Regions from separate parts of the Homo sapiens genome. Here all the other regions are linked to region 3. Evidence: chromatin contacts called from ENCODE Hi-C or POLR2A ChIA-PET data. All regions are on one chromosome and are shown on one strand. Each heading gives the region's core, a stretch centred on a gene start or an enhancer-like site at or near the end of the contact. The rest is flanking DNA. Distances are from core to core; before and after follow the strand shown.

Evidence for each region. Hi-C counts contacts between places; a loop is a spot of excess contacts on that map. ChIA-PET counts read pairs that join two places held with the same protein, here RNA polymerase II (POLR2A). Pooled maps may share reads with other maps.
Region 1: a loop to region 3 is called in a map of CD8-positive, alpha-beta T cell, with 7 times the contacts of the local background. The contact joins the promoter of ULK1 here to the promoter of LINC02361 in region 3. A Hi-C loop is called at or near these places in 2 of 168 maps with a recorded cell type or tissue (CD8-positive, alpha-beta T cell and naive thymus-derived CD4-positive, alpha-beta T cell) and 8 of 50 pooled maps. POLR2A ChIA-PET finds 5 or more read pairs at or near these places in 2 of 52 experiments (CD4-positive, alpha-beta T cell and H1).
Region 2: a pooled map shows a loop between it and region 3 (2.8-fold over the local background). The contact joins the enhancer-like site here to the promoter of LINC02361 in region 3. A Hi-C loop is called at or near these places in 5 of 50 pooled maps. POLR2A ChIA-PET finds 5 or more read pairs at or near these places in 2 of 52 experiments (Panc1 and activated CD8-positive, alpha-beta memory T cell).
Region 4: a loop to region 3 is called in a map with no recorded cell type, with 11 times the contacts of the local background. The contact joins the enhancer-like site here to the promoter of LINC02361 in region 3. A Hi-C loop is called at or near these places in 1 of 37 single-sample maps with no recorded cell type and 6 of 50 pooled maps. POLR2A ChIA-PET finds 5 or more read pairs at or near these places in 1 of 52 experiments (WTC11).
Region 5: a loop to region 3 is called in a pooled map, with 9 times the contacts of the local background. The contact joins the promoter of MUC8 here to the promoter of LINC02361 in region 3. A Hi-C loop is called at or near these places in 5 of 168 maps with a recorded cell type or tissue (CD4-positive, alpha-beta T cell, CD4-positive, alpha-beta memory T cell, CD8-positive, alpha-beta T cell and 2 more), 2 of 37 single-sample maps with no recorded cell type and 11 of 50 pooled maps. POLR2A ChIA-PET finds 5 or more read pairs at or near these places in 2 of 52 experiments (PC-9 and naive thymus-derived CD8-positive, alpha-beta T cell).
Region 6: a loop to region 3 is called in a map of CD8-positive, alpha-beta T cell, with 32 times the contacts of the local background. The contact joins the promoter of PXMP2 here to the promoter of LINC02361 in region 3. A Hi-C loop is called at or near these places in 2 of 168 maps with a recorded cell type or tissue (CD8-positive, alpha-beta T cell and naive thymus-derived CD4-positive, alpha-beta T cell), 1 of 37 single-sample maps with no recorded cell type and 9 of 50 pooled maps.

What each region holds. Positions count from the first base shown.
Region 1 is chr12:131,892,705-131,896,490 of GRCh38, forward strand. ULK1 (unc-51 like autophagy activating kinase 1) reads left to right here and starts at 1,918. Exons shown (of 28, transcript NM_003565.4): 1 at 1,918-2,408; 2 at 2,897-2,989; 3 at 3,079-3,120. The coding sequence starts at 2,298. LOC124903059 (a long non-coding RNA gene) reads right to left here and starts at 1,454. Exons shown (of 2, transcript XR_007063538.1): 1 at 1,143-1,454; 2 at 354-871. RefSeq lists silencers at 1,588-1,637, 1,668-2,177, 3,245-3,394, 3,320-3,614, 3,585-3,644 and 1 more.
Region 2 is chr12:132,598,595-132,602,193 of GRCh38, forward strand. It overlaps LOC105370094 (a long non-coding RNA gene), which reads left to right. Exons shown (of 3, transcript XR_001749425.2): 2 at 1,473-2,723; 3 at 3,003-3,194. Among named protein-coding and RNA genes, the nearest start is that of LRCOL1, 10 kb to the right of the region's middle. RefSeq lists enhancers at 2,337-2,872, 2,873-3,407. Within about 2 kb of position 2,025, at least 7 of the 41 ENCODE cell types and tissues checked have a DNase peak (open chromatin) inside an H3K27ac peak, as active enhancers do; they include Panc1, where a contact is called at or near this core.
Region 3 is chr12:132,188,445-132,192,001 of GRCh38, forward strand. It overlaps LINC02361 (long intergenic non-protein coding RNA 2361), which reads right to left and starts at 1,251. Exons shown (of 2, transcript NR_146452.1): 1 at 735-1,251. RefSeq lists silencers at 1,102-1,581, 1,712-1,771.
Region 4 is chr12:132,558,878-132,562,637 of GRCh38, forward strand. The region is part of intron 5 of FBRSL1 (fibrosin like 1); the gene reads left to right. Among named protein-coding and RNA genes, the nearest start is that of MIR6763, 21 kb to the right of the region's middle. RefSeq lists silencers at 1,015-1,314, 1,585-1,664 and enhancers at 2,195-2,264, 2,275-2,614, 2,745-2,794. Within about 2 kb of position 2,199, at least 7 of the 41 ENCODE cell types and tissues checked have a DNase peak (open chromatin) inside an H3K27ac peak, as active enhancers do.
Region 5 is chr12:132,473,194-132,476,496 of GRCh38, forward strand. MUC8 (mucin 8) reads right to left here and starts at 1,394. Exons shown (of 8, transcript XM_047429967.1): 1 at 747-1,394; 2 at 218-310; 3 at 55-216; 4 at 15-53; 5 at 1-13. The coding sequence starts at 1,163.
Region 6 is chr12:132,685,599-132,689,357 of GRCh38, forward strand. It overlaps PXMP2 (peroxisomal membrane protein 2), which reads left to right and starts at 1,989. Exons shown (of 5, transcript NM_018663.3): 1 at 1,989-2,194. The coding sequence starts at 2,073. It overlaps POLE (DNA polymerase epsilon, catalytic subunit), which reads right to left and starts at 1,744. Exons shown (of 49, transcript NM_006231.4): 1 at 1,656-1,744. The coding sequence starts at 1,717. RefSeq lists a silencer at 1,195-2,504.

The DNA of each region.
Region 1 (3,786 bases), core at 668-3,167, 300 kb before region 3:
TGAAGACCCCGTTAGCTTGGCTTTCCAGGCCAGGGTGGGCTGGGCTGGGGTTCCCTGAGTACTTTCCAGGAGTACAGGCTTCGCCATCTCTAGCAATCTCGGCCCTCACGGTCTGCCCTGATCACCTCAGCACGTAGCCACCTGTTCACTCATTTTTCTCTTGCAATTTTGCCACGGGTGGTGCAATCTTTGCTCTTCTTGTCCCCCACCCCTAAGCGCTGGGAGCTCCTGCAGGCGGGTCTTGTTCTCACTGTGTCAACTGCAGCACTTACCTCGCAGCGTGTGCTCTCTGGGCAGGCCGGTGTGCAGCAGGCACTCCAGGATGTGAGTGAATGCTATGGCTGACTACGGGGCACTGTGGAACCTCTTTATTGGGAAAACAAACATGGTGGGCCAGGAGACCTCTTGTCCCTTCCAGCTCGGTGGCTTCTGGCCCCCAGTCCAGGGTCGGGAGTCTGTGTGTCCTGCGGCCTGGAGGATGAGCTGGGTGCAGGTAAAAGGCATCCAGGACTTGCTGATCCAGCCCAGGGCATCAGGCTGTCCAGCTGCTGGGCTGCTCTGGGAGGCAGCATGGAGGGTCCTGGCTGAAGTGTGTGTTTCTGGGCTGTTACTTTAGGACTGTACTGAAGGCTGGGTTGGTGAGCATTGTTTAGAATCATGCATTTGCAAAAGCAGTGCTTGCACGTGGTGAAAGCCATTCCAACTAGCGCGCAACGTGTACGGTGAACAGCACTAACTTTTCCCCGGTCCTCTCTCCCAGAGCAATCGCTGTTGGCTGTGTCTTCTGTGAGTGAGCCCCCGGGCTCTTTTGGCTGCCGGCGGTGTGACTTTGGACACATTCTCCAACTTTTCTCCGCCTTGATTTCCTCATCTGTAAAACAGGGACATAACAGCAAGTGCCTCGTGGAATCATTGAATGGATGCACTAATCGCTGGAAAGTGCGCTGCTTGGCCTAAGTGATGAGTTAGCTGTCATTATAGTTAGGAACGACCATGTACACATTACAGGCGTTTCACACACACACACATCCCAATCCTACCGCTTTCTTAAAACGACAGACAGTACAGTGCCCTGTTCCATATTTTGCTTTTACTTAATTATAATCTTTGGAGAACTCACCCTTGAGCACAGGTATATTTACCTCTGTGCAGTGTTCCACAGGACCGATGCGCAGCCCATCTAGCTAACCTTTCCTCCCCAGCGGATTTATGGGCTATGTCGTTGGTTTGGGTGACAACTTTTTGGTCTACAATTTTTTTTTTTTTTTTTGCAATTTGGCATTATGGAACTCAACTTTAAATGCCTAACCTCTAACTCAGCCATTCTATTTCTAAGAATTAATTCTGCGCAGTCCCCCGTTTTGGGAACATTTCCCACGCCTGTTCTCCATTCTCCTGTAGAAGGGGAACAGGGAGCGGGAAGGAGGGGAACAGGGAAGGGGAGGGAGGGGAACAGGGAGGGGGGACAGGAGGGAGGAGAACAGGCAGTGGGGGCGGGAGGGGAGCGGGGGGGAAGGCATGGGAGGGGGCGGAAGGGAGGGGGCAGGGAGGGAGAGAGGTGATGGGAAGGGGAAAAGGAGGGAGGAGGACGGAGAGAGGGGAAAGGAGGGAGGGGAGCAGAGAAGAAGCGGGGCGGGGAAGGGGCGGGGAAGGGGCGTGGAAGGGAGTGGGGCAAGGAATCAACACTGAGCCCCGTGGCCCGCTCCCGGGTCAGCGCGCCTCTCTGCTCTCACCGGGGCGGGTCCGCTGTTGGCCCCACCCACTCCCAGCCCACCCGGCCCCGCAATGGCCCGGCCCAGCCGCCCACCCCCCCGACAGGCCCCGCCCCATTCCCCGCCCCCCGTCTGTTCGTCACGCCCGGCTCTGCCGCTCCGTCCCGCAGGCCCCGCCCTCATCCCGCCTCCCGGCCCGGCGCGCAGTGCGGCTGCGCGGGCGTCTCAGGCTCTGAGGCCCGGGCGCCGCGGCTCTTTTGTTTCTCCGTTGGGGCCGAGCCCGGGCCCTAGTTGGAGCCGGAGTCGGAGTCGGAGTCGGATCCGGATTCGGATTAGCAGCCCGGGAAGAGTGCCGTGGCACAGGCGCCGGAGGGAGCGCGACCCTCGGACCCCGCCTGGCCCGCGGGGCTGGGACCCGGCCCCGGCCTGCCCGATGGGGCGCGCGGCCCCGGAGATGCGCCCTCGCCCGGCCCCGCGCCCCCGGCCCCGCGCCCCCGGCCCGCCCGCCCCGGCCCGCGCCTCCGCCTGAGTCCCCCGCGCCTTGGCCCGCCACCCCCCGCCCCGCGCCCCCGGCCCGCCTGCGCCATGGAGCCCGGCCGCGGCGGCACAGAGACCGTGGGCAAGTTCGAGTTCTCCCGCAAGGACCTGATCGGCCACGGCGCCTTCGCGGTGGTCTTCAAGGGCCGCCACCGCGAGGTGAGGCCCCCGTCCGGCCCGGGATCCCCCGCCCAGGATCCCCTGCCCCTGCATCCCCGCCCCGAGATTCCCCGCCTGTCCCGGGACCCCCCCACGCCTCCCGAGAGCCCCACTCGACTTTCCAGGCCGACCCCCACCCCAGGATCCCCACCCCGCGACCCCCAGCCCGACTTTCCAGTTCAGACTCCCGCCCCGAGATCCGCTGCCGGGCTTTCCAGCCCAGATCCTCACTCCGAGACCCCCAGCCCGACTTTCCTGTCCAAACCCTCACCCCGGGACACCCCGCAACCTGGTCCCACAGCCGGCTTTCGAGGCTGGATCCCTACCCCAGGACCCCCAGCGCGATCCTCAACCTGGCTCCCCACTCGGCCTTCCAGTCCCGGGATTCCCAACCGGGATCATCTCAGGGCCCCACCTGTGTGGACTGGGGTCTGGGGGAGGCCTGCGAGGGGCAGCCCTGGCCTTGAAGGTGCACGTTTGGCTTTCAGAAGCACGATTTGGAGGTCGCCGTCAAGTGCATTAACAAGAAGAACCTCGCCAAGTCTCAGACGCTGCTGGGGAAGGAAATCAAAATCCTGAAGGTGAGCCAGTGCTGGGGGAGGGGGCGTGGGCGTGGGCGTGGGCAAGCCCCCCTCCCCACACTGATAACAAACTTGGGTTTCTGTCCTAGGAACTGAAACATGAAAACATCGTGGCCCTGTACGACTTCCAGGTAAGGCCTCTGGGCTGCGGTCTGCTGGGGACCGGGCTGGGGGACTGTGGCCCCAGGTGCTGGATCCCCTGGTGAGCACTGGTGTTGAGCCTGTCCAGGCTGGGGTCTACTGGGCCCCTGGAGACTCCACCCTGGGTCCAGGCCTGGGCTGGTGCTGGCTCTTGCTGTGACTTCCCCAGCTGTGAGACCGGGGAGGGGGTGTCTGGGCCGCAGGGCGCCCCAGGGCAGGGCTGAGTTCTCCTGAACAGGCATCCCCTCCCCGCCGGGCGTCAGTCCTAGGGGCCCTGCCTGAGTCCGGCGTCCCCGGCTGGCCCTGGCAGCACTGCCGGCCTGGCCCACCTGTCTAGGCCGTGTGTTTGTTGACATTGCTCCTGCGGCCGGCATTGGCCGGCCTCGCTCTGCGTCAGACGGGGCGGGGGAGGGGCCGCCGGAGACTCCTGCTCGCTGGCAGTCAGGGCCGGGCCGGGGCACAGGCGGCTGCCGCTGGCTGGCCAAGGAGATGACCTCGGGCCCGGCTGGCCCCAAGAAGCAAGCGGTGGGACCAGCTGGCTTTCGTGCTGCCTCCGTGTCCCGGGGCCCAGGGCAGGCAGGGCTGGGGCTGTGGGAGCCAGGGTGCCGTCCTGGGGACCAGGAACCTGAGGCGGGAGATCCGCCCCGCCAAAGTGC
Region 2 (3,599 bases), core at 775-3,274, 410 kb after region 3:
CTCCGCTCGCCCCTCCTCTCCGCGCGCCCCTCCTCTCCGCTCGCCCCTCCTCTCCGCGCGCCCCTGCTCCTCTCCGCGCGCCCCTCCTCTCCACCCACAGTCAGGATGCAGGAGGTTTCCAAGTTTGCATCCTCACTGTTGCTCTTCCTGCTCTGAGAAACCCTCCTAGCGACCAGGCTGACTGGCCTCCTCTGCTGTGAGTGAGGGTCCTGGCCTCCTGGCGTCCCTACGGTGGCCACAGCCCTCACAGTCGCTTCCTCACCTGGGCCCAGACCGCGGGCTCTCGGGACCCTTCACGGCTGAACCTCCACTGGGCAGCTGTGCGGAGACCGAGTTTCCTCCTGCAATTGCAGACTTCCATCTCCCCCGGCAGACATTACACACCAGCAAGCGCCCGCCTTCCCCCACCGCGTTATTAAAGCCACAAAGCACTTTACACGTTCCCTGGAGCTGATGGCCCCTCCGGGGACTAGAGCACTGTGCGGGGGGGCTTCATCTTGAAAAAAAATGCAAAAATTAGCCGGGCGTAGTGGCCCGCGCCTGTAATCCCAGCTACTCGGGAGGCTGAGGCAGGAGAATCGCTTGAACACAGGAGGCAGAGGTTGCAGTGAGCCGAGATCGCGCCATTGCACTCCAGCCTGGGCAACAGAGCGAGACTCTGTCTCAAAAAAAAAAAAAAAAGAAAGAAAGAAAGAAAGAAAAAGAAAAAAGAAAAAACAACCGGAAAACCAAACCAACACAACTTGTTCTTTTTTTTTTTTTTTTTTTTTGAGATGGAGTCTCCTTCTGTCGCCCAGGCTGGAGTGCAGTGGCGTGATCTCGGCTCACTGCAACCTCTGCCTCCCGGGTTCACACCATTCTCCCACCTCAACCTCCTGAGTAGCTGGGACTACAGGCGCCCGCCACCATGCCCAGCTAATTTTGTTTTTGTATTTTTAGTAGAGATGGAGTTTCACTGTGTTAGCCAGGATGGTCTCCATCTCCTGACCTTGTGATCCGCCCACCTCGGCCTCCCAAAGTGTTGGGATTACAGACATGAGCCACCACGCCCGGCCCTTTCTTTTCAGACAAGTTCCTGCTCTGTTGCCCAGGCTGGAGGGCAGTGATGCAATCACAGCTCACTGCAGCCTCGACCTCCTGGACTCAAGTGATCCTCCTGCCTCAGCCTCCCTAGTAGCTGGGACCACAAGCATGCACCACCACACCCAGCTAAGTTTTGTATTTTTTGTAGAGATGGAATCTTGGTATGTTGCCAAAGGTGGTCTCAAACCCCTGGGCTCAAGCAGTCCTCCTACCTCAGCCTCCCGAAGTGCTGGGAGCCACACTTCTTCCAGATGCTTTCAAGTTTGATGGGTTATGTTTACCTATTCTGTTCTGTCTTTTAAAAATTATCATTTTGTTAGAACTTGAGGATGAGTGGTCAAAATAACAACGATCACGTTGCGGCGTATCTGGCTTGTTCTCACTGTTAGGGTGGAAGCAACGGTTTCTCAGGATTTCGCTACAAGGATCGTCTCAGCCTTCTTGGACTGCCGTGCGGAACACCACACACCCAGCAGCTAAAATAATGACATTGAGATCCGGGTGCCAGCAGGACAAGCTCCATGAGGGCCCCCCTCTGGGTTGCAGGCAGCTGCCTTCCCAGGGCGTCCTCCCCCGGCAGGTGGGCATGGCAGGGCAGGGGGAGCTGGCACGCTCGGCTCTGTTGTCTCTTTTTTCTCACAGTGCGTGACTGTTTACCACCATGGTCACCTGGAGCCTCTTATTACAAGGGCGTGAATTCCCTTCTCGTAAGGCCCCTCACGGCCTCATCAAAACCTCAGTCACCTCCCAGAACCCCACTCCAGTCCCGTCACGCTGAGGCTCAGGGCCTGAACCCATGAATGCGAGGACACGATCAGTCCACAGCAAGGCTGTGTCCCTGAGGAGCAGGGGCGGACCCTGGCCACACTCTGGCCAGGCAGCGGCCGGGAGAGGGGGCCCATGCGGAAGGAACAGCCAGGCAGAGGCCGGGAGAGGGCGCCCATGTGGAAGGAACGGACAGGCGCACTCAGAAGCGGTGGCGTCTGACGCCCTTTCACGATGTTGTTTCGTTTTGTAATTTTCTTAGACTTCCAAATTCATAGTGAAGTTGACCCAACATGACAACAAACAGGATTCGAGGGGTTTGGACAGATGGGGGGATCATCGGTATCCTGGGGCCGGCAGCCTCACACTGATAGATGGTTCTGGAACTGCCCACCGGCAGCCCCTCTGCCATGGGTGGGTGCAGCGGGGGCTTCCCGGTTCAGTGGCTCCCCTGGCCGCGTAGACCCAGAGGTGCTTCCCTCTAGCGCACAGTGCTGCTGGCCCCGCTGTGGGCCCCCGGCCTCAACCCAGAGAGCTTCTCCAAATCAGTGGCTGTGGCCCCACCGTCTCCCGAGCGCCAGGCAGGGAACCCCTTCTGCATCCACCCTGGGGGCTGCCTGCTGGGCTCACTTTGCTCCTCCTGGAACCAGCGCACAACCCCTCACCGTAGACGCCCCTGTCCCCATGTTGGTGTGGCGTCTGCCGCCAACTGACTCTGACAAACACACGGTTGATGTTTCTGTGAAGTTTGGGAAAATAAGATCTTTTCACTGTACTGGGTCAAGACCTGTCCCTACTCGGCACGGCCCCCGTGTGCTTCCGGTATCTCTGCGGGAGGAGGAGCGCCAAGCAGCCGGGAGCTACCTGTGGGGAAGGTGAGTTGAGGAAGCTTTTCCCTGGTGTTGCTGGGCTCACCCCCGTGGGAATGGGCCCCGCGCCATGGCTCACTTCCATGGGGACGGCCCCCATTCCCTGGGTCACCCCCGTGAGGACGGCCCCCGAGCCCTGGCTCGCCCCCGTGGGGTCGGTCCCCACTCCCTGGCTCACCCCCATGGGGTCGGCCCCCACTCCCTGGCTCACCCCCGTGGGGTCGGCCCCCGAGCCCTGGCTCACCTCTGTGGGGACAGCCTGCAAACCTCAGCTCACCCACATAGGGATGGCCCCCGTGCTGGGCTCACCCATCTGACATCAACATGAAGGTAGGAGCCTGATGGTGTCTCCGACGTGTCCTGCTGGCATTGGGCAATCCTGTTTGAAGATTCCGGATCTAGACACTGGGGTGTGGGACGGCTTCAGACAGGTAGAGGTATGCGTGGAAAATTCAGTTCTCAGCAGCTTCTAATCAGGATGGAGGTTTGTTTTGACTTCTTATGGGAATCGCGTGATGGAGGCTGTGTCTGTCGCCCACACACGCCCAGGGAGGTTCACACCTGAGCAACTTGTATCCACAGAAAACATCGCTCAGCCCCATCCGTGGGAAGACTAAGTTGATTTTCCATTCTCCCATAGAAAACGTTACCAAATTGCCGTTTTGTAAACGTGATCCAAGGCTGTGCAGTCAGGAACTTTAGGGTAAAAAACGTGCTGTGCGATTCTGTGTGTGACGCCGCCTGTGTGAGCCTCCGATTCTGTGTGTGACGCCGCCTGTGTGAGCCTCCGATTCTGTGTGTGACGCCGCCTGTGTGAGCCTCCGATTCTGTGTGTGACGCCGCCTGTGTGAGCCTCCGATTCTGTGTGTGACGCCGCCTGTG
Region 3 (3,557 bases), core at 1-2,500:
GCGTTGCTCTGAACCGCTAGATACGGGGCTCATCAGAAACAGAAAACTGAGGCAGGAGGCCGTGCGGAGGACAGCCCAGGCCGCAGCGACGGCCAGCCCCACCCGCCAGCTGCCAGGAGCCGTCTGCTGCCCGGCCTGGCCAGCCCTGCTGGTGACCATGGCGGCCCATGAGCCAGCCCAGGGAGCCCCCATGGACCCAGAGAATTGTGAGGACCAGGAGCCCAGCGCTGCTTTAACCTGCTGCGTTTCGGGTGGTTTAGTTCCCGTGTTGTGCGTGGACGCATCGTGGCACGGGGGATTCTGCCCAGCAACTGCTCTGTGTTCTGAGACACTAAAGGCCAGTGCAGCGTTAGAGTCAGGCTGGAGGTGGGGGCAGGGGTGAGGAAGAGGGGACGAGAAGTTGGGGGAGGGAGAGGAGCAGGAGCAGGAGGGAGGGTGGGGCTGCTCTCTGGGCAGCCAGGCTCAATACACAGAGAAGCTTCCCTCAGTGGCTAAACCGGGCCAGGAGATGCTGGTTCCGGGGAATGAGCCCACTGCTCTGCCCTCTTCCCGTCCCGGCTCCGCCACCTCCCCAGCTCTGTCCTGATTTCACACAAACCCATCATTCCATTTCACTCCAGAGATGAAATCGGTTCTGCAGCTCACCCTATCCCCATCTTGAGCACCGCCTGAGGGCGCAGGTGGGGTCCCTCCCTGCCCAGCGGGGGATGGGGTGGGCGTGGGGGGGCGCGCACCTGGAGCTGCGCTTCCCTCTGGCGGCCTCCCTGCCCGGTGAGGGGCTGTGCCTCCGGGGTCTGTCTCCCGGCATTTTTCATATTCCACGGGGTTCTGTCATCCTGACTGTGAAGGGCACACGGAGCCGGGTCCTGGCCCATTTGACCGGCTCGGCTCACCCCTGCGCTGCCTGTTCGCCTGTGTCCGTCTGTCCGTCCATCTGTCTGCTGGCCACAGCTCTTCCACCCTCGGGGAGGTGTTCTTCCCCCTCTGCTGAGCCTGCATGAAGACGCGTGCGCTCAGGCCGGCGTCTGCAGTGTAGACACAGCTGCCTAGGCTCACTTGTGGTGTGGACGCTGTGCTGTGCCGGTGTTGCGCTGTGTCCGGTGCAGGCGCCGTCCTCTGGCTTCTCTGGGGTGTGTGCAGCGTCGACGCTGTCCCGGCGGGGCTCGGAGGGAACCGCCCGGCGTAGTGTGAGGGGCGGGGCCGCTCCTGCGGAGTCCACGGAGCTCGGCCGGCCGCGGGGGCCTCTTCGCCGAGGGAGTCGGGGCGGGGCCCGTCTTTCCGGGGACGGAGCACGGAGGAGACGCAGCGACGGAGGAGTCGAGGGCGGGGCCTGGGGCGGCCCTTCGCCCTTTTAAGTCACTGCGCGCGGGTCCCAGGCGGCGCCCGTCTCGGGGGCAGGTCCGCGGGGTGTGACGAATGTTCCCGCGGCGTCTCCCCGCCCTCCCCGGCGCCTCCCCCGGCCTCGGGCAGCCGCTTTCTGCACGGCACCTCCGAAGCCGCTGGGCGTCTGTAACCAACCTGCACGTTGTGCGCATGTGCCCCAGAAATTAAAGTAGAATAAACAACAACAAAACCAAAAGACCTTTTTACTTTGACGCAGTTTTAGATTCCCAGGACGTTGCACAGAAAATCCGGACGGATCCTGTGCCCTCCGCCCAGCTCCCGGGGTCACAGGCAGCCTCGGCTCCGACCCCGCCGGGCGCGCGGTGACCGGCTGTGCGGGTTCCAGGGGCGGATGTGCGCTTTGCCCGGCCCCTCTCCCGCCGCGCGGCCGCTCCTCCTCTCCGCCAAGGGCCGGTTCAGGCACAGGCCCCGCCGAGGCTGCCCCTGACTTGAGGGCTCACGCACCGGGCTGCTTGCGGCTCTGGACTATTGTGAATAAGGCCGGTGTGAGTATTTTACTGTAAGTCTTTGGGGACGTGTCTTCATGCCCCTTGGGTGAATCCAGGTGTGAGATTGCCGGGCCGGGGTGCTGTGAGTTACCTTTGGTTATAGGGAGGTGGTGACCCATGGTGGCTCCAAGTGCCCGTGGCCTTTCGTGACCCCGCCAGCAGCGGGTGGGCCTTTGGGGCGCTCCGAGGCTCGCCCGTGCTGCCCGTGGGTGCTTCAGCCAGTCCGGCCGCCGTGGCTTTCCTCTGCAGCCCCCGGTGCCTGCTGGCGTCGTGCCTTTCCGTGTGCTCGTTGGCCACGCACATGTCGAGGGGCCGTTCTGACGATGGACTGAGGGGCTCGGGGATAGCACGTGTCCAGCGGGGCAGGTCAGCCTTTCTCTTCTCCCCACAGACCTCAGCACAGCTCTGCACCTCGGAGGACTCGGGGAAGTTTCTGGGCCTATTTGGGCAATAGGAGAAGGTCATGGGCTGTCTTTCCAAAATTCACGTCCACCCAGAACCCCCGAATGAGACCTATTTAAAGAGAAGGCCTTAGCTGATGGAACATTAAGATGAGGCCACCCTGGAGCAGGGTGGGCCCTGAATCCGAGGCTGCTGTCCCTGCAAGGTGACGAGAGGGTGCAGGCGTGGAGGAGACACATGGGGGTGGGGTGAGGAACAGGCCACCGGCAGCAGAGACGGGTCAGGCCCAGCGAGGGAGGAGGTGGGAGGAGCCCCGGAGCCCTCGGAGGAAGCCGGGCTGGCACCTGGGCCTTGGACTCTGGGACTGTGAGGGAATCAATTCTGCCATCTGAAGCCACCTGCTGTGGTCCTGTGTTACAGCAGCGCTGGGCACAAACATGGGAGGGCCTCGTGATTGGGACTGGGGCATTCACAGGCCCGGCAGGCTGGTGAGCCGGTGCCTGGCAGGTGGGGAGGACATGGTGTGAGAGGCGGCCTGCGGGCCGGCCAGTGAGCTCCAGCACGGGGACTGGTCACCAGCCAGTGAGCTCCAGCACGGGGACTGGTCACCGGACAGCAGTGTCAGCGTGGACGGTGATCCCTCTAGAAGCCCTCCTTGTGTCTCGGGCCGGAAGCTAGGCACTGCACGCGCTCGGGAATGGGCCGCTGCTGTGAGGGAGAGCGCCCGCTGTGCAGTGGGTGTCAAATGAATATTAATAAACAAAAGAGCCAATTATCCTTCGTTGCAGACAAGTTTCTTTGCAGAAAATTTAGGAAATACAAGAAGCAAATAAAAAAATCAAAACCACCCAGGAATATAACAGTTATGATGTGCTTTTTTCCTAATCTTCAAAGCAAAGCTTTGGAGCCTGTATTATTTCTTGTTTGAATTAAATGCAGTTCAGAAGGAGAAAGTAATTTCCCCAAAGCTGCCCAGTGAGGAGAGGGCGCCCAGGTGTGTCTGCTGCTGCCCCTCTCTGCAGACCCCAGAGCTGTCCCTGCAGCCCTCTCAGAGGGGGCCCCCGCCCTGGAGTCTGCCCTTCACCTTCCCCTTGCTTCGACCAGAGCTAAACTTGCCTGTGATGACGAGGGAGTGTTTGGGAGACCCCCACGCTCTGTGTGGTTGGGCCCCTGGTCAACACCAGCCCGGCCTGCACCCCTGCTGGGGCCCTTCGAGGCTGCCCCGCTCCTGGGGACAGGCCCCCCCCGCATGCTGCTTCCTGT
Region 4 (3,760 bases), core at 949-3,448, 370 kb after region 3:
GGCCTCCCTGTGTGCTGCCAGCCACGCAGCAGCTTGGAGAGGACCCGTCCTTAAACACTTCCCGACTGCCGGGTCCAGAGCTGCGCCCTCCCTCCCTTACTCATCGCGTTTGAGTTCGCAGTTGGTGTCCTGGTTTTCCACCTGAGTGGGCGCTGGGATGGAAGGGTCCCGCCCAGGCGTCTGGTGCGGTCAGGCGCACATAAGCAGCCTTTGCAGGAAGCCGTGGCTGGGCCTCGATCCGAGTTCTAGCGCCCCACCGTAAGGGAGAGCCAGGTGCTTCCTGTCCCTCCCGGCCACCTCAAGTGTAAAATCACGGGGTTCAGGGCGGTGGTCTTGGGGGCTGCGCTGCACAGCCGTTTGCAGCTACAGCAGCTGCTCGGAGCTGTCTCCGACTTTGCACCCCCGTTTCACAGAGGGAGAAACCGAGGCCCAGGGAGGGCGGGGCTTGCAGCGGACGGGTGGGGGAAGGGCTCCTCCTTTCAGGTCCCAACTCTCCACAGTGGCAATGAGGTCGCTCTTTTTTCCTTTTTTTGAGACCTTGTCTCGCTCTGTCACCTACGCTGAAGTGCAGTGGTGCAATCTCGGCTCACTGCAGCCTCCACCTCCCGGGCTCAGTTGATCCTCCCACCTCAGCCTCCCCAGTAGCTGGGGCCACAGGCGCGTGCCGCCACCTCCGGCTAATTTTTTTATTTCGTAGAGACGGGCGGGGGTGGGGGGTCTTCCTATGTTGGCCAGGCTGGTCTCGAACTCCTGGGCTCAAGTGATCCGCCCACCTCGGCCTCCCAAAGTGCTGTTTCAGGCGCCGGCCACCGCGCCCGGCTGTCGCCCTTTCTGACTCAGTTTCCCCTTCTGGGAGCGGGGTGGCAGGTGTCCGTAACTTCTTGTTGTGAGGACCAGAGGAGCAGCGCCCACACAGCGCTCAGTGAGGCCGGCGCTGCGCGCCTTTCCCCGGGTGGCCGTGATCGGAGGCAGCGCGTTCGGACCCCGGGCCGGCGGCGGGCGCGGGTGGATCGGCGCCTCGGGGCTGGATTAGTCGGGTCTGCCCGCGCCCCGCCCCCGCCCCGCCCGCGCTCCCGCCTCCCGCGCGCCCAGCTCCGCGCCCGCCGCCTCGGGGCCCGCGCCGCGCCCGACGTCCGCCCGGGAGCCCAGAGCGCACCGAGCGCCGCCCAGAGCGCGCAGAGCCGGCGCGGCGGACATGCGCGTCCCCGGCCCGAGCTCCGGCTGAGCAGGGCACGCGGGGAGAGGGGTCGCCTGGACGGGCCAGGGCCACCCGGGGCTCGCGCTCCACGCCCGCGTCCATGCAGCCCGGCTCCGGCCCCGGGACTAGGGGCGACTGCCTGGGGCGCCGGCGAGGTGAGTGCGCGCTGCGGACTCCAGAGAGGGAATTGGGACTTTGGGGGGACAGGGGAGGGGGAGCGACCGCCCCCCCAGAAGAGCGGGACGCCCGAGATCTCCGGGCCTTCTGCCCACACCGCCTCTCCCGGAGCCAAGCGCGGAGACCGCGTCCTCCCGGGGGCGCACGTGGCGGCGGGCGGGCGGGGGTGCGGCGCGGCCGAGGGTCCCAGGCCCGGGTCAGGGCACCCGGGGTCCGGGGGTGGAGGCGGGGCCGAGCGTTGTGGGTGGCGCGCGCCTTTGTCTGCGCCCAGGTGCGGAATCGGCCACCCGGGTTCCCGGCGCCGCGCTCACCTGCCCCGAGTTGGAGTTCTTTGTCTGGGGCGGGGCGCGGCTGGCCCAGGCTGCGCCGCGTGTCTGGCCGAGGCTGCTCCGCGGGTCGGGTCCTCGCAGACAAAGCGCGCCCTGACCTCCGCCCGCCGCCGGGATTGTGCACCTCGCGGGGGCTGAGGCTTGCCCGGGCGCCCCCGCTGCCTCTTCGCAGGGACCCTGAGCCTGCGGACCCGGAGTCCTCCCACCTGTACCCTGGGCTTGAGTGATCCTCTACCCCACGCGGGCTAGGAGGCAGAGGCGGCTGCTCGTGCCTGGGTCACGTCCCTGCAGACCATGGCCGAGAAGTTAAGCGGGTCTGGTGGCCCCTGGGGCTGCCACCCCATTTGGGTCATCTGGCCACTGCCAGAAGCCCTGTCCTAGAAGGGAAAGAGCTGAGGGACCGCGTGGAGGAACGAGCCCCAGAAGGTGCAGCTGCTGTGTGTGGTCTAGGAAGGGGTTGGAGCCTGGGCCAGGCCCCCAGAGGGCCGGCCCCTGTTCTGCTCTCAGCCCTCCCGGATGGGCGTGGCTGCACCTGGCCAGGTGTTCAGGTTCTCACTGTGAGGTGGAGGCCACCTGCCTCCGGGGCCTCTGCTAGGGCCGAGGACCCCTGGAGCACCCATTCTCAGCCTCCCTGAGCAAACTCGTCTGCTAAGTGTAGGGCCCACTGTGGCGTGACCAGAATGGGTGCTGGATGGCCCCAGCCGCGCGGCCCGTGCGGAAGACCCTCCCCTTCCTTGCAGCCCTCTTGGCTTCGCTGGTGTCTGGGGCGCCCCCTTGTGGCCCTGGGGAGCTTGTGTTCGAACCTGGGACGTGGAGCGGAACCCACTAGAGTGTTTGGGTCCCAGTGAAGGGGAGGGCAGCAGAGCCCCAGAAGGGCTCCAACCTGTGGTTACCCTAGAGACGAGGGCCGGCTTTGGGGGCTGTGCTTTGGGGTCTGCCTTTTGGGTTGGCCGTCAAACTGCGGGCTAAGCTGGCTTCTCCTCCCTCTGCCCACCTGGGAGGCCTCAGCACCCGCCTCCTTCCTGGCCCCTGGAGAGTCCTGGCGGCGTGGTGGGGCCTGCTGCCCCAACCACAGAGGGGGCAGTTAACAGGTGGGCCACCTGGCGAAGAGGCCACTCAAACCCGGGACGCCAGCCAAGAAGAGGGCCCGCGTGCGTGCCAGAGACAGTGCAGCCCCTCAGATGAGGGGTCCAGAAGTCCTCCCAGGAGGATGGTGCAGGCCCAGGAGAGACCCCAGGGGTCTGTGGCAGGCCTGGGTGTTCAGTGCCTGGTTCATGGCTGGCATGGAGCAGCACTGGATCCCCATCCTTGCTGTGTGAGGGGCCCAGATTTGGGAGCCTGGCCCAAGGGAGCACTTGGTGCTGGCACTGCTGGGGGATGGGCACGGCCAAGGAGGTGCCGAGGCCTTTCTGGGGAGCCGCAGTGCCCCCTGGAGGCCCAAAGGCTGGTCTGGACTCCTCCCTGCCCACCTGCACAGGCCCCTTCACTATTCCTCCTGTTTCTCTCGGAGTCCTTCCTGTTTCCGATGCTGGGATGGTCACTGCGTAGCCTGGGTCACCGGCAGTGGCTGGACGGGGCAGGGAGGTGGAGGCGGACCCCATGGGAGCCACACTTCTGGGGGATGATGTTGAGGCGAGCAGAGAGGAGAAAGCCACATGCCCCAACCTCCAGGCCCCCTGGCTTCCCAGGGGTGAGAGGTTCCTGTCCTTCTTTCTTTGTAACAAGCCAGGATTCTAGGGGTGGTGGCCGCAAGGCTGGGGGAGGGAGAGGGTCATCGGGGCCCTGGACTGGGGCTGGGAGGGTCCCTTTCTGGGGTGCCGGGGTCTCCTAGCTTCCATCCGACCCGGCCCCTGTGTGGTTGAGCTGGGTCTGAGCAGAAACAACCTCCTCAGAAGGATGTCCTACGTCACTGCCTGGGGGTTGGTGGCTGGGGGCGCTGGACATAGAGTTGGTGTTTCACCCTGCAGAAGCCTGGGCTGCAGGACCCCGACCCCGGGGACCGCACAGGGTGAGCAGACCAAGTAGCGTCAGTGCCAGGAGCTCAGCATCCCTTCCC
Region 5 (3,303 bases), core at 144-2,643, 280 kb after region 3:
GTGGGCAGCTCGTGGACCCGGGTCCCCTCCTGGAGAGGGCGTGGGCAGTTCGTGGACCCGGGTCCCTTCCTGGAGAGGACGTGGGCAGCTCATGAACCCGGGGTCCCTTCCTGGAGAGGGCGTGGGCAGCTCGTGAACCCGGTGTCCCCTCCTGGAGAGGACGTGGGCAGCTCGTGAACCCGGGGTCCCTTCCTGGAGAGGACGTGGGCAGTTCGTGGACCCGGGTCCCTTCCTGGAGAGGACGTGGGCAGCTCGTGGACCCGGGGTCCCTTCCTGGAGAGGACGTGGGCAGCTCGTGAACCCGGGGTCCCTTCCTGGAGAGGACGTGGGCAGCTCGTGGACCCGGGTCCCTTCCTGGAGAGGACGTGGGCAGCTCGTGGACCCGGGTCCCTTCCTGGAGACGACGTGGGCAGCTCGTGAACCCGGGGTCCCTTCCTGGAGAGGACGTGGGCAGCTCGTGAACCCGGGGTCCCCTCCTGGAGAGGACGTGGGCAGCTCGTGAACCCGGGGTCCCTTCCTGGAGAGGACGTGGGCAGCTCGTGAACCCGGGGTCCCTTCCTGGAGAGGACGTGGGCAGCTCGTGGACCCGGGTCCCTTCCTGGAGAGGACGTGGGCAGCTCGTGGACCCGGGTCCCTTCCTGGAGACGACGTGGGCAGCTCGTGGACCCGGGTCCCCTCCTGGAGAGGGCGTGGGCAGTTCGTGGACCTGGGTCCCTTCCTGGAGAGGACGTGGGCAGCTCGTGAACCCGGTGTCCCCTCCTGGAGAGGACGTGGGCAGCTCGTGAACCCGGGGTCCCTTCCTGGAAAGGGCGTGGGCAGCTCATGAACCCGGTGTCCCCTCCTGGAGAGGACGTGGGCAGCTCGTGAACCCGGTGTCCCCTCCTGGAGAGGGCGTGGGCAGCTCGTGAACCCGGTGTCCCCTCCTGGAGAGGACGTGGGCAGCTCGTGGACCCGGGTCCCTTCCTGGAGAGGACGTGGGCAGCTCGTGGACCCGGGTCCCTTCCTGGAGAGGACGTGGGCAGCTCGTGGTGGACGTGCACTGGTTCCGTCAGGGCTGGCATCATTTGCTGCAGGAACAAACAGCCCCAAAACGGAGCCACTCGCAGCCACACAGGCTCACTGCTCACCCACGTTAGGATTTGCGGGGCTCTGGTCCACTTCATCCCCTGCCGCCAGGCCCCAGGCCTGGGCGGCCTCCCTCTCACCGCGCCTGGGTGGGTTTGCCCGTCCTCAGGGCTGTGGCCTGGCTGCGCTCCTGGAAGCCGGGGCCCCGTGTATCTCCCTGATTCCCCGGTGGGCGTCCAGCAGAGGCCGGTCAGGGCAAGAATGCCCGACCCTCAGGGTCCTCCTCAGAGTCGCTGCGGGATCACTTAGGCGCCTCCGGAAACAACACTGTCTTTGCACTGGAATTTTCAAAACAAGACTGCCCTTCCCCTCCCTCCGCGGTGCCCTTCCCCTCCCTCCGCGGTGACCCCGCCCCCTCCTCCGCGGTGACCCCGCCCCCTCCTCCGCGGTGACCCCGCCCCTTCCTCCGCGGTGACCCCGCCCCTTCCTCCGCGGTGACCCCGCCCCCTCCTCCGCGGTGACCCCCGCCCCCTCCTCCGCGGTGACCCCACCCCTTCCTCCGCGGTGACCCCGCCCCCTCCTCCGCGGTGACCCCCGCCCCCTCCTCCGCGGTGACCCCACCCCTTCCTCCGCGGTGACCCCGCCCCCTCCTCCGCGGTGACCCCGCCCCTTCCTCCGCGGTGACCCCGCACCCCCCGCGGTGCCCCTCCCCCTCCCTCCGCGGTGACCCCGCCCCTTCCTCCGCGGTGACCCCGCCCCCCTCCTCCGCGGTGACCCCGCCCCTTCCTCCGCGGTGACCCGCCCCCCCTCCGCGGTGACCCCACCCCTTCCTCCGCGGTGACCCCGCCCCCTCCTCCGCGGTGACCCCACCCCTTCCTCCGCGGTGACCCCGCCCCCCCTCCGCGGTGACCCCGCCCCTTCCTCCGCGGTGACCCCGCCCCCTCCTCCGCGGTGACCCCACCCCTTCCTCCGCGGTGACCCCGCCCCCTTCCTCCGCGGTGACCCCCCCGCCCCCTCTCTCCCCGGTGAACCCTCCCCCTCCCTCCGCGGTGAACCCTCCCCCCCCCGCGGTGAACCCTCCCCCTCCCTCCGCGGTGCCCCTCCCCCTCCCTCCGCGGTGACCCCGCCCCCTCCCTCCGCGGTGACCCCGCCCCCCTCCTCCGCGGTGACCCCGCCCCTTCCTCCGCGGTAACCCCTTAGAAGCTCTAAATGGCGCTGATGTGTGTTCTTAGGAATATGTTCTCAACCTTCAAAGCTCAAAAGGCTCACGTGATGGTGTCTAAGCAACGTGTGCGCATCCGTGAGGACGTGGTATCTGCATCCGGGTGGCCGGCGTGTCCCTCTAGAAACGAACAGGCCCCTCCCGTCCTCCATGGCGATGTGGCCCAGGCACACCCTCATCAGCACTGCAGGCCCCGGCATCTGAGCAGCCATCCCTGCAGGAAGCCCCTGAGGCTTGGGGTGGCCATTGCCGCCACATGGTCCTGCCAGCCTCACTGCAGGTCTCCTGCCTGCGGCTTTGGCGTGTCCACCACACTCAGCTACCGTGCAGGTCTCTTCAGGCCACCACAACAAACGACACAGGCCAGCGGCTCAAACCACACGCACCCGTCGCCCACCCCGGAGGCTGGGGCACCCGTCGCCCACCCCGGAGGCTGGAAGTCTCCACCCTGGGGCCGGCAGGGCAGGTTCATCCTGTGCCTCCCTCCTTGGCCGGCAGTCGGTGTCTCCTCTGTGCGTTCACCTGGTGGCCCCCTGTGCCTGTCTGCATCCTTACCTCTTCCTTGTCCTTCACGGGCTGGTCATCACGAGCCAGTTATCACCAGCCAGTTATCACGGCCGGTCATCACGGGCGGTCATCACGGGTGGTCATCACGAGCCAGTTATCACCAGCCAGTTATCACGGGCCGGTCATCACGGGCGGTCATCACGGGTGGTCATCACGAGCCAGTTATCACGGGCCAGTCATCATGGGCCGGTCATCACGAGCCAGTTATCACCAGCCAGTTATCACAGGCCGGTCATCACGGGCGGTCGTCACTCTCAAAGCCGCTCTCCGGGGCCTTTTCCTCCCTGATCGCCTCTTCGTATTGTGTCACCCATGGGACTGGATCAGGGTCCACCCCAACAACCTCGCTTTACCTTGACACCCTCATTAAAGACCCCTTTATGCAGTCACATCCTGAGGTCGTGGGGGTGGGACTTCAGCATGTGGATTTGTGGGGGACACAGCCCAGC
Region 6 (3,759 bases), core at 739-3,238, 500 kb after region 3:
GGAGGCCATCACTGAGCTTGGGGCAGGGCAGTGGAGTGGAGCACGTGAGTGCAGTCCTGTGTCCTGAAGCAGGGCAGTCAGTAACCGTCTCTAAGCTCCAAGTTCCAACACACCATGTAGACCCTAAGGGTACCTGCCTCTCTAGGGCTTGCCTGATATGGACAGACAGCGATGAGCACAACAGCAGTTAGGGATCCTTACCACTTGGTTTCTCCTCTGGGAAGAATTTTGTTCAGCTAAGTGTCTGTAAAAAGCTTCACGTTCTCACACGTTTTTTCTATTTTTTTTTTTTTGAGACAGAGTTTCATTCTTTGTTGCCCAGCCTGGAGTGCAATGGCGCGATCTCGGTTCACCGCAACCTCCGCCTGCCGCGTTCAAGTGATTCTCCTGCCTCAGCCTCCTGCGTAGCTGGGATTACAGGCATGCGCCACCACGCCCCGCTAATTTTGTATTTTTTTAGTGGAGACGGGATTTCTCCATGTTGGTCAGGCTGGTCTCGAACTCCTGACCTCAGGTGATCCTCCTGCCTCGGCCTCCCAAAGTGCTGGGATTACAGGTGTGAGCCACCGCGCCGGGCCTCATCCGTTTTCTGCTTATGGCAGGCCAGTCCTCCGGTCATGTTTACCGTTTGCTCTGGCCACCAAGCAGCCGCGTCTTATCCTTGCTCTATTTTTTTTGAGACTGGGTCTGGCTCCGTCGCCCAGGCTGGAGTGCGGTGGCGCGATCCCGGCTCACAGCAGCCTTGACCTGCCGGGCTCAGGTGAACCTCCGGCTCGGATTCGGGAGTATTAATAGCTGGGACCTCGGGCGCGCACCACCAGCCTGTCTAATTTTTCTTGTTTTTACAAGAGAAGGGCCGGGCGCGGAGTCTCACGTCTGTAATCCCAGCACTTTGGAAGGCCGAGGCGGGCGGATCACCTGAGGTCAGGAGTTCGAGACCAGCCTGGCCAACATGGTGAAACCCGGTCTCTACTAAAAATACAAAAACTAGCCGGGCCTGGTGGCGGGCGCCTGTAATTCCAGCTACTCGGGAGGCTGAGGCAGCGGGATCGCTTGAACCCGGGAAGCAGAGGTTGCAGTGAGCCGAGATCGCGCCACTGCACTCCAGCCTGGGCGACAGAGCGGGACTCCCTGCCCAAAAAAATAAAACAGAGGAGACGAGGTCTCTCTCTGTAGCCCAGGCTGATCTAGAACAGGATCCTGGGCTCCAGCGATCCGCCCGCCTCGGCCTCCCCCAGCGCTAGGCCCCCAGGCAGGGTCCCCGGCCCCGCCCCTCCCCGCACCCTCCCCAGCCGCGCGTCCACCCCGCAGGGCCTGGCCCGGGTCCCGCCGCTCTCATCGCCCCCGCCGCGCGGCAGGTCCCAAACGCAGCTGCGCGGAAGGCGAGGCCCGAAAAACCTCAGAAAGAGCCGAGCAGGGAAAGGCCGCGCGGCCCGCCTCGTTTCCCCGCAAAGAAGCCGCGCCCGTAGCGCCTCCGCCCGCCCCGAGCCCCTCCGTCGGCGGTCGGGGCGCGCCGCCCTACCCCAGTCAGGCGCGGCGAGTGCGGGCGGCTGCGGGAACCGGGCCTCCCTCCCGCCTCGGCGGCGCCAGCCGAGGACGGCCCCATGGCACCCTCCGGAGGGCCGGCCCGAGAGCCTCAGGAGGGCGCCCCTCACCTGCTGGCCTCGCCATCCGCGCCTGGGTCCGCGCGCCGCCGCCCGCCGCTCCTCAGAGACATGGAGCCGTTGGCTACCACCTCTGCTTCAGGGGAGAAATTTGGCGCGCTCCCACCCAGACTCGCGAGAGCCGGAAATGCCGCCGTCCATCAAGAGGCGCGCTCCGCCCCTCCCCCGCCCCCCGAGGCGCTCCAATTGGCGCCGGCGCCCGGCGGGGGAGGTGGCCGGCAGGGACCGGGGAAAAGTGTGTGGTAGGCGCGCGCGGCGCACCGTGGGGTTGGGACCGGGCGGCGCTGCGGGCCGCGGTGGGGCCGGAAATGTCAGGCGGTCCCCACTCCGCTCTCGGCGCCTCGGGCTCCGCGCCCGGCCAGCCTGAGGTGGGGTCGGTGCCCCCGGCGGCACGGCGCTGGGGAGGCGATGGCGCCGGCCGCGTCCAGGCTGCGGGCCGAAGCCGGGCTCGGGGCGCTGCCGCGGCGGGCGCTCGCCCAGTACCTGCTCTTCCTGCGGCTCTACCCGGTGCTCACCAAGGCGGCCACCAGGTGAGCGGGGGCGCGGGAATCGGACGCCGCCCCGGCCCCAGGTCGGCCGCAGCGGCGCGGGGCCTGGACGGGAGCGCCGGGCCGGGACCAGGCTGGGGGCGCGCCCGGGTCAGAACCCCCGGAGCGGGCGCCCTCCGACCCGGCGCTGAACTTCCCGCGGCGACACCCGCGTCCGCAGTCAGCGATTGTGAGGCGCCTTGCGGATCCCGCCCTCCCAGCGCGTGGAGGGCCCGCCCAGACCCGGGGGTCGGCGCTGAGGTTCCACCCAAGGACCCAACAGGGGCCCCGCGCGCCCGGGGAAGCCACGGCAAGGGGAGCGGGTCCGCAGGCGCGGGTGAAGACAGGGCGAGGGGAGCGGGTCTGCGGGGCGCGGGTGAAGACAGGGCGAGGGGAGCGGGTCTGCGGGGCGCGGGTGAAGACAGGGCGAGGGGAGCGGGTCTTGGGGGCGCGGGTGAAGACAGGGCGAGGGGAGCGGGTCTGCGGGGCGCGGGTGAAGACAGGGCCAGGGGAGCGGGTCTGCGGGGCACGGGTGAAGACAGGGCCAGGGGAGCGGGTCCTCATGGAGCGTGTGGAGACAGGGCCAAGGGAGCGAGTCTGCGGGGCGCGGGTGAAGACAGCGCCAGGGGAGCGGGTCTTGGGGGCGCGGGTAAAGACAGGGCCAGGGGAGCGGGTCCTCATGGCGCGGGTGGAGACAGGGCCAAGGGAGCGGGTCTGCGGGGCGCGGGTGAAGACAGGGCCAAGGGAGCGGGTCTGCGGGGCGCGGGTGAAGACAGGGCGAGGGGAGCGGGTCTGCGGGGCACGGGTAAAGACAGGGCCAAGGGAGCGGGTCTGCGTGGTGCGGGTGAAGACAGGGCCAGGGGAGCGGGTCTGCGGGGCACGGGTGAAGACAGGGCGAGGGGAGCGGGTCTTGGGGGCGCGGGTGAAGACAGGGCCAGGGGAGCGGGTCTGCGGGGCACGGGTGAAGACAGGGCGAGGGGAGCGGGTCTTGGGGGCGCGGGTGAAGACAGGGCCAGGGGAGCGGGTCTGCGGGGCACGGGTGAAGACAGGGCGAGGGGAGCGGGTCTTGGGGGCGCGGGTGAAGACAGGGCCAGGGGAGCGGGTCTGCGGGGCACGGGTGAAGACAGGGCCAGGGGAGCGGGTCCTCATGGAGCGTGTGGAGACAGGGCCAAGGGAGCGAGTCTGCGGGGCGCGGGTGAAGACAGCGCCAGGGGAGCGGGTCTTGGGGGCGCGGGTAAAGACAGGGCCAGGGGAGCGGGTCCTCATGGCGCGGGTGGAGACAGGGCCAAGGGAGCGGGTCTGCGGGGCGCGGGTGAAGACAGGGCCAAGGGAGCGGGTCTGCGGGGCGCGGGTGAAGACAGGGCGAGGGGAGCGGGTCTGCGGGGCACGGGTAAAGACAGGGCCAAGGGAGCGGGTCTGCGTGGTGCGGGTGAAGACAGGGCCAGGGGAGCGGGTCCACATGGAGCGTGTGGAGACAGGGCCAAGGGAGCGAGTCTGCGGGGCGCGGGTCCGCACGGCGCGGGTGGAGACACGGCCAGGGAAGGTGTTTTGAGAAGGTGACATTGAAC